Linked DNA regions of Homo sapiens: region 2 is linked to region 1. Evidence: read pairs that join two places in POLR2A ChIA-PET (ENCODE). Cell type or tissue: K562. All regions are shown on one strand. Each heading gives the region's core, and the rest is flanking DNA. Links, peaks and the distances in the headings are about the cores only.

Region 1 (6,866 bases), core at 1,191-3,690:
CAGCTGACCCTGGGTCAAGGTTTTCATAGAAGGTTCAGCCCAGCCCCAGGCCGAGGGTAATTTAATTAATATTAGTTACAATTACTCAGGCAAATGAGAAGTAGTTTCAGCTGTGGGGGGAAACCACAATCTTCAGAATAAAATCTTTCTTTTTTTTGAGACCGGGTCTTGCTCCGTCACCCAGGCTGGAGTGCAGTGGCGCAATCATGGCTCAGTGCAACCTCAACCTCCCTGGCTCAACCAGTCCTCCCACCTCAGCCACCCAAGTAGCTGGGACTACAGGTGCATGCCACCATGCTGGCTAATTTTTGTATTTTTTGTAGAGGGGGTTTTCGCTATGTTGCTGAGGCTGGTCTTGAACTCCTGGGCTCAAGCAATCCACCTACTTTAGCCTCCCAAAGTGCTGGGATTACAGGTGTGGGCCACCGCCCCCAGCCAAAATAAAATCTTACTGCAACCTTGGTGTGGCCCAAAGACCAACGTGGGAAAATTTAAAAATACTGACACACATCCAATATTCAACAAATAAGTCCTGCATTCTAGTGAGAGGATAGAGTATAAAAAGTGGAACTGTGCTAAGTCCTATAGAGAAAAACAGGAAGGCAGAGAGAATGGTGGGGGAAACGGTTGAAATCTTATGTAGGGTGACCTGCAAAGGCCACACTGAGAAGACGATGTTTGAACAGAGCCATGGAGAGAAGAGTGTCAAGTAGAGCAAACAGCAAGGACTGCGCAGATGACCTACGTGGATTGGTTAGCTGCCTGGCTCAAAAGAGGCTTGCAGTAAATACCTGCAGTTTTTTTGTTTGAGACGGAGTTTTGCTCTTGTTGCCCAAGCTGGAGTGCAATGATGCCATCTCGGCTCACTGCAACCTCCGCCTCCCAGGCTCAAGTGATTCTCCTGCCTCAGCCTCTGAGCAGCTGAGATTACAGGTGCCTGCCACCACACCCGGCCAATTCTTTGTATTTTTAGTAGGAAGGGGTTTCACCTTGTTGGCCAGGCTGGTCTTGAACTCCTGACCTCAAGTGATTAACCCACCTTGCCTCTCGAAGTGGTGGGATTACAGGCCTGAGCCACCGCACCCGGCCAACATGCTGTTTTAGTAAGTGTGATGTTAGGCCGGGCGCAGTGGCTCACGCCTGTCATCCCATCACTTCGGGAGGCTGAGGCGGGCGGATCACGAGGTCAGGAGTTTGAGACCAGCCTGGCCAACATAGTGCGACCCCGTCTCTACTGAAAAATACAAAAATTAGCCAGGAGTGGTGGCGCGTGCCTGTATTCCCAGCTACTCTAGAGGCTGAGGCAGGAGAATCGCTTGAACCCGGGAGGCGGAGGTTGCAGCCAGCCGAGATCGCGCCACTGCACACCAGCCTGGGTGACAGAGTGAGACTCCGTCTCAGAAAAAAGAAAAAGGTAGCTTTCCACCAGGCGCGATGGTTCACGCCTGTAATCCTGGTACTTTGGGAGACCAAGTTGGGGGCGGATGGCTTGAGCTCAGGAGTTCCAGACCAGCCTGGACAACGTAGTGAAACCCTGTCTTTACAAAAGAATACAAAAATTAGCCGGGTGTGGTGGTGCGCGCCTGTAGTCCCAGCTACCTGGGGGGCCGAGGTGGAGGATCACTTGAGTCCAGAAAGCGGAGGTTGCAATGAGCCAAGCACTCCGCTTGGAGGACTGAACTGCTGTCCTCCAAGGTTGGGTTGGGGAATGGGGTCTGGAGAGGTAGTTCTGAGGCCCCAGTTCCTTTCTCAAAAAAAAAAAAAAAAAAAAAAAAAGTCACTTAACTGATGCCTCTGCAGTGTAACTGCATATTTCTGGCTCTGGGAAAAGAGGCAAGAGTTCCAATCTCTACTCCTTGAACTCGGAAAGGGGCCTTTGGGTTTCTAAGCTCAGTGTCACATATAACAGATGCCTTCGTTAAAGCAGTGTTTATTTTATGTCTAATTTAAAGAGACAGGGTCTCACTATGTTGCGCAGGTTGGAGTACAGTGGCACAACCATGGCTCACTGCAGTCTCGAACTCCTGGACTCAAGGGATCCTACCCCTTCACCTTCCTGAGTATCTGGAACTACAGGCGCGCGCCACCCCGCCTGGCTTGAGTTTCGTTTTTAGCTAGAGTTGGCTGGCTCTCGGTATCGGCTAGTTTAAAAAGCGCAGAAACAGGAACCTGCATTTTCCAGCCTAAGGCCGACGCAGTTGCAAGAGACCCTGTAAGCGGGGCGATGTTCTGTATTAAGCCAGTGTCTGACTTCGTCGCTTCCGGTGGGCGCATAAACGTCATCAGACAGCGCCGGAAGTGCCCTCGTGCTGCCTAGGAGACAAGACGCGAGGCCGGCAGCGCCCACCCGGTCGCAATGGAGCTTCCCCTAGGGCGGTGCGATGATTCCCGCACCTGGGACGATGACTCGGACCCAGAGTCAGAGACAGACCCAGACGCGCAGGCCAAGGCCTACGTGGCCCGCGTTCTCAGTCCGCCAAAATCCGGGCTGGCGTTCTCGCGCCCCTCGCAGCTATCCACACCCGCCGCGTCCCCGAGCGCTTCGGAGCCTCGGGCCGCGTCCAGGGTTTCGGCCGTAAGTGAGCCGGGCCTTCTGAGCCTTCCCCCGGAGCTGCTGCTCGAGATCTGCTCCTACCTGGACGCCCGCCTCGTGCTCCACGTCCTGTCGCGGGTGTGCCACGCGCTCCGCGACCTCGTGTCTGACCATGTCACCTGGAGGCTACGCGCGCTACGCCGCGTACGCGCGCCCTACCCAGTGGTGGAAGGTGCGCGGGGCCGGGGGCCGGGGACCGGGGGCCGGGGGCGCCCGCCCAGGTCAGGCTTGGGGCGGGGAAGAGGTACATGGGGTGTTCCGGATGCAGCCTCTGGTGCAGGCTTCGTGGCTGTCCTGGCTCAGGCTGGAGGCTAAGGTAGTTACTGGTGGTGCCGAAGCCCCTGAGGACCTCTGGGTGGACCACGAGGCAGTCAGGCACTTGGGGTCCTGAGGCTGTGAAACCCTAACATGGGGCTGTGGTTCCTGGACGACTCAGGATCCAAATATCCTCAGTCTTGGGGTCTTGTGGTACTAAGCCACTGACCCCTGATTGGGGATTGACACAGGGACTTGAAGTCTTAGGCTCTGGAGTTTATGCTGGGGCTCAAAGTGAGCCCAAGGATCCTCAGGTTCTGAGTCCAGCTTAGAAGCTGAGACAGCACCTGTTGATGTCAAAACTCCTGAGCCCTAGAGCCTTGACCCAGTTAGGGGTGAGACAGTGGCTCTTGGCCCTGAGTTGATTGGTTCCTGAGGGAAGACAGCTTGGGACCTTTGAATCGATATTGTTGATCCTGATACAGCTGGATCCTCAGGCCCTTAAGCCAAGATGTATTACAGCTTGGGTGTTTGATACCCTTAACCTGGAAGCTTTGATTCTGCTTAGAGAGGAATCAGGATCACTCCGGGATCAGTGATTCTCAAGGTGTTGCCATCCAACCCCCAGGTCAGACTCTCCCAAACAGCTTAATAAACATAGATGCTTGGACCCCGTCCATATCACAGAATCTGCATCTGGGGCTTGCATTCTGCATCTTGACAAGGCTCCCTGGTTTCCAGATACTGTTTGAGAAACAGCCCCCTTGGTCTGGTTCAGATGGCTGAGGCAGGAAGGGTTAGTCATGAGGTCCCAGCTTCTATGCTGAGCCTGAGGTCAGACCTCAACATCCTGAGACTGCTCTGCCCTGAGTTTGGGTTGGGGGATGGCGCCTGGAGAGGTAGTTCTGAGACCCCAGTTCCCAATTTCTGGAAATTGGAGTGAGTAGTCCTAGACCTGCCTGGGAAATGGGCAGGCAGGTGGTCCCAAGACCACAGCCTGGGTCGGCTTGGGGTGGGAGTAGGGATCTCCATGGGGTTCTGTCCAAGTCTGGTGTAGTGTGGGCTCCCTGGAAGCCAGGGTTGGGCTTGGCCAGCTGGCATGGGTGCTAGGGTCCCTGCCCACTGGGCACCCTACTCGTGGTAACCCACAGAGAAGAACTTTGACTGGCCGGCAGCCTGCATTGCGCTGGAGCAGCACCTGTCCCGCTGGGCAGAGGATGGGCGCTGGGTCGAATACTTCTGCCTGGCCGAAGGCCACGTGGCTTCCGTTGACTCAGTGCTGCTGCTCCAGGTGAGACGGGGTCTGTGGGGGGCCAGGCAGGGTGGGCCAGGGTGGCCCTGACAACATCACCTTGCTCCCTTTCCAGGGTGGGTCACTCTGTCTGTCGGGCTCCCGAGATCGCAACGTCAACTTGTGGGACCTGCGGCAGCTGGGGACGGAGTCCAACCAGGTTCTGATCAAGACCTTAGGCACTAAGCGAAATAGTACCCATGAGGTGAGGAGTCAGGTGGGGATAGGAGGTATGAGGCCTGAGTAGGGCATCTTGGTTAAGGCCCCAGGTTTTGGTACAGGACCGCATAGATTTGAATCTGACTTTTCTAACCTTGGTGTGACTTTGAGTGAGATGTGTGACTTCTCTGTGCCTCAGTTTCTACTTCTGTCCAGTGGGTGATTAGGATGAGGATGAAGGAGATGCATTATGCATTAATGTGGACATGCATTAAGCTCAGGCTTTTTTTTTTTTTTTTTTTGAGACGGAGTCTCGTTCTGTCACCCAGGCTGGAGTGTGGCATGATCTCAGCTCACTGCAACCTCTGCTTCCCGGGTTCAAGCGGTTCTCCTGCCTCAGCCTCCTGAGTAGCTGGGACTACAGGTGCATGCCACCACACCTGTCTAATTTTTTTTTTTTTTTTTTGAGATGGAGTCTCACTCTGTTGCTAGGCTGGAGTGTAGTGATGCAATCTCGGCTCACTGCAACCTCTGCCTCCCAGGTTTAAGCAATTCTCCTGCCTCAGCCTCCTGAGTAGCTAGGACCACCATGCCCAGCTAATTTTTTTATTTTTGGTAGAGACAGGGTTTCACCATGTTGGTCAGGATGGTCTCGATCTCCAGACCTCGTGGTCTGCCCGCCTCAGCCTCCCAAAGTGCTGGGATTACAGGCATGAGTCACCTGGCCTTTATTTATTTATATTTTTATTGAGACAGAGTCTCCCTCTGTCACCCAGGCTGGAATGCAATGGCATGATCTCGGCCCACTGCAACCTCTGCCTCCGGGATTCAAGTGATTCTCCTGTCTCAGCCTCCCAAGTAACTGGGATTACAGGTGCCTGCCACCATGCCCAGCTAATTTTTTTTTTTTAATGGAATCTCACTCTGTTGCTCAGGCTATAGTGCAGTGGCACAATCTCAGCTCACTGCAACCTTGCCTCCTGAGTAGCTGGAATTATAGGCATGTGCCACCATGCCCAGCTAATTTCTTTTGTGTGTGTGTGTGTGTGTGTGTGTGTGTGTGTGTGTGTGTGTGTGTATATATATATATATATATATATATATATATATTTTTTTTTTTTTTTTTTTTTTTTTTTTTCCTTTAGTAGAGACGAGGTTTCGCCATGTTGGCCAGGCTGGTCTCAAACTCCTGGCCTCAAGTGATCTGCCTGACTCAGCCTTCCAAAATGCTAGGATTACAGGCATGAGCCACGGTGCCCAGCCAAGCTCAGGCTTTGACACACAGTAGGTGCTCAATAGACGTCAGGTACACCTTGAGAGGCCCAGTGTAAAGCAGTTATGAGACTACCCTTGGAGATCAGCCAACTCTGAGCATGACTGTCATCTCGTGAGAGGTGGCTGTGGAGGAGCATCTCCACCAGTCGCTAAGGTGGTCAGGCCGGTAGCTGAGAGCTTGGGCTTGGGGCCAGGATGCTGGGTTCAAATTCTCACTGTGCTGCTTCCTGGCTGTGTGACCTTGAGTGAGAAACTCAACCTCTCTGGGGCCCAGTTTCCCCATTTGTAAAATGAGATACACAATATTGCCCTCCTCAGCGGGATTGGTGGGCAAAAAGTCAGCATTCAGCACCCTGTGCATATTAGCTCCTGAGGCAAGGGATGTTTTCTGCCCAATTTGCTGATGAATGAACTGAGGGAGGTGATATGGTTTGCCAGGTCACAAAGTAGAGGCCACACTCTTAATCACTTGTCATGTGGCTTCAAACCACCACTGGTGCTGAGTTCTTGCAGAACTTGACTTAGAAATGTTATTGGGCCAGGGTGCAGTTAGTTGCTCAGGCCTGTAATCCTAACACTTTGGGAGGCCGAGGCAGGAGGATTGCTTGAACCCAGGAGTTCGAGACCAGCCTGGGCAACATGGGAGACCCTGACTCTACAAAAAATACCAAATAATTAGCCAGGCGTGGTGCGTGGGCACCTGTAGTCCCAGCGACTCGGGAGGCCGAGGCAGGAGAATGGCATGAACCCGGGAGGCGGAGCTTGCAGTGAGCCGAGATCATGCCACTGCACTCCAGCCTGGGCGACAGAGCGATACTATGTCTCAAAAAAAAAAAAAAGACCGGATGCAGTGGCTCACGCCTGTAATCCCAGCACTTTGGGAGGCTAAGGCAGGCGGATCATCTGAGGTCAGGAGTTCGAGACCAGCCTGACCAACATGGAGAAACCCCGGCTCTACTAAAAATACAAAATTAGCTGGCGCGGTGGCACATGCCTGTAATCCCAGCTACTAGGGAGGCTGAGGCAGGAGAATTGCTTGAACTCGGGAGGCGGAGGTTGTGGTGAGCCGAGATCGTATCATTGCACTCCAGCCTGGGCAACAGGAGCAAAACTCCATCTCAAAAAAAAAAAAAAAAAATTAGCAGAGTGTAGTGGCATGCACCTGTAGTCCCAGCTCTTTGGGAAGCTGTGGTACAAGGATTGCTTGAGCCTGGGATGTGGAGGCTGCAATAAGCCATGATCGCACCACTGCATTCATGCCTGGATGACACAGCAAGACCTTGTCTCAAAAAA
Region 2 (2,500 bases), core at 1-2,500, 1.3 Mb before region 1:
CGTGTTCCTTTGCTTATTTACTGAGAGCAAGGGTCAAGCAATGCCACCTGGCACATAGCAGGTGCTTCACAGATTTGAATCAGTGAGGATAATTGCACCTTGTCAGCCATTTTATAATACCTTTTTTTTTTTTTTTTTTGTGAGACAGAGTCTTGCTCTTGTTGCCCAGACTGGAGTGCAGTGGCTCGAGCTCAGCTCACTGCAACCTCCACCTCCCAGGTTCAAGCGATTCTCCTGTCTCAGCCTCCTAAGTAGCTGGGATTACAGGTGCCTGCCACCAGGCCCAGCTAATTTTTGTATTTTTAGTAGAGATGGGGTTTCACCATGTTGGCCAGGCTGGTCTCGAACTCCTGACCTCAAGTGATCTGCCCACCTGAGCCTCTCAAAGTGCTGGGATTACAGGCATGAGCCACCATGCCCAGCCTATTAATACCCTTTTGATACTAGCATTTAAACTCTTAGCACAGGCCAGGCGCGGTGGCTCCCGCCTGTAATTCCAGCACTTTGGGAGGCCGAGGTGGCTGGATCATGAGGTCAGGAGTTCAAGGCCCCCCTGGCCAAGATGGTGAAACCCCCATCTCTACTAAAAATACAAAAATTAGCCGGGCGTGGTGGGGGGGCACCTGTAATCCCAGCTACTTGGGAGGCTGAGGCAGAGAATGGCTTGAACCTGGGAGGTGGAGGTTGCAGTGAGCTGAGATGAGATGACGCTGCTGCACTCCAGCCTGGGCAACAGAGCGAGACTCCATCTCAAAATAAATAAATGAATAAATAAACTCTTAGCACACTGTGTTATATTTTCTGGAGCTGAGCTCCAGTCTCGCTGTCAGGTTTTTGCATCTGCTGCCCCTGCCCGGAATATCTGCACCCATCCTTATGGCTCAGACCTCTCGGAAGCAGCTGACATTGGTGGAGACTTGCTCCATGCCCCACCCTGTGCTGACCACTTTAGCAACCCATCCTTGAATCTTCGAAGCAACCTCAAGGGGGCAGCATGGTAAACTCTGTCTTGTTTATGTCATTGGGTTTTGTTTGTTTTTTGTTTTGGAGACGGAGTTTCACTCTTGTTGCCCAGGCTGGAGTGCAGTGGTGTGATCTCGGCTCACTGCAACCTTCACCTCCTGGGTTCAAGTGATTCTTCTGCCTCAGCCTCCAGAGTAGCTGGGATTACAGGCGCCCACGACCACTCCCCGTGAAGTTTTGTATTTTTAGTAGAGATGGGGTTTCACCATGTTGGCCAGGCTGGTCTCCAACTGCTGACCTCAAGTGATCCACCCTCCTCGGCCTCCCACAGCAGTGTTGGGATTACAAGCGTGAGCCACTGCATCCGGCCTTATGTCATTGTTATTTAGGGGTTTCCTAACACGTGCAGAGAAATGTAACTGGTGCCTGAAGCTCACCTTCCATAGAAGCAAAGGTTCCTCTCCTCCAGGCGTCCCACAGAGGTTCCCTGATACCCACACATCTTTTGGAGCTGGCAAGGATGAGGAAACGGGGAACAAATGAGTGGGACATGATTGGACAGACTTCTGGGGGTGGGAGGGGCGTGGATTGAGGGCAAGCCCAGATATCCTCACCAGAAGGCGGTGTCTGGAAGGACAAAATGGGGCTCCACTCGCCCCACAAATCCTCTTCTTTCTCCATCCGGCAGCGGCCATACACTTTGTAGCCAGTGGCTAGCTCCAAATCTTGGATCTCAACAGGGGTCAGGGGTATGGTCTTCAGCTCCGGTTCCAGCTGGGGGAGAGACAGGCGAGCGTGATGGGCCCAGGGCCTGAGTCAAGGGTATTTGAACTTATCTTTTTTTTTTTCCTTTGTTTTTCGTTTTGAGACAGTCTCGTTGTGGCCCAGGCTAGAGTGCAGTGGTGTGATCTTGGCTCACTGCAACCTCTCCCTCCTGGGTTCAAGCAATTCTCCTGCCTCAGCCTCCTGAGTAGCTGGGATTACAGGCACCCACCACCACACCTGGTTAATTTTTTTTTTTTTTTTTTTGAGGCAGAGTCTTGCTCTGTCGCCAGGCTGGAGTGCAGTGGCACGATCTCAGCTCACTTCAACCTCTGCCTCCTGGGTTCAAGCGATTCCCCTGCCTCAGCCTCCCAAGTAGCTGGGATTACAGGCACGCGCCACCATGCCCAGCTAATTTTTTGTATTTTAGTAGAGACAGAGTTTCACCATGTTGGCCAAGATGGTCTCGATCTCCTGACCTCGTGATCCGCCCGCCTCGGCCTCCCACAGTGCTGGGATTACAGGTGTGAGCCACCAAGCCCAGCCAATTTTTGTATTTTTAGTAGAGACGGGGTTTCACCATCTTGGCCAGGCTGGTCTTGAACTCCTGACCTTAGGTGATCTGCCCACCTCGGCCTCCCAAAGTGCTGGGATTAGAGCTACTGCGCCTAGCTGGTACTTGAACTTATCTATCAGCAGAGTGAGCAACCATTTGTATTTGCCCAGGACCAAGGGGGTTTCCAGAACATGGGCCTGTCAAAAAAATTGCCACAGT

What was found. Peaks named below come from ENCODE experiments on the same cell type or tissue, not always from the same donor. Only the 100,000 strongest peaks of a DNase experiment are listed, where the experiment ranks them.
Region 2: POLR2A ChIA-PET joins it to region 1 with 5 read pairs; 1 of 35 experiments calls an interaction of 5 or more read pairs at or near these places.

What each region holds. Positions count from the first base shown.
Region 1 is chr19:12,692,072-12,698,937 of GRCh38, reverse strand. FBXW9 (F-box and WD repeat domain containing 9) reads left to right here and starts at 2,307. Exons shown (of 10, transcript NM_032301.3): 1 at 2,307-2,765; 2 at 4,000-4,139; 3 at 4,216-4,344. The coding sequence starts at 2,357. RefSeq lists enhancers at 1,978-2,037, 2,348-2,397. In K562, for the core only: no CTCF peak of the experiment used is centred there; DNase peaks (open chromatin) are centred at 2,297 and 2,858; H3K4me3 peaks cover 1,500 bases.
Region 2 is chr19:14,041,690-14,044,189 of GRCh38, reverse strand. IL27RA (interleukin 27 receptor subunit alpha) reads right to left here. Exons shown (of 14, transcript NM_004843.4): 5 at 1,578-1,737; 6 at 1,401-1,474. Among named protein-coding and RNA genes, the nearest start is that of IL27RA, 11 kb to the right of the region's middle. RefSeq lists an enhancer at 871-1,371. In K562, for the core only: a CTCF peak has its summit at 979 (motif pointing right); a DNase peak (open chromatin) is centred at 959.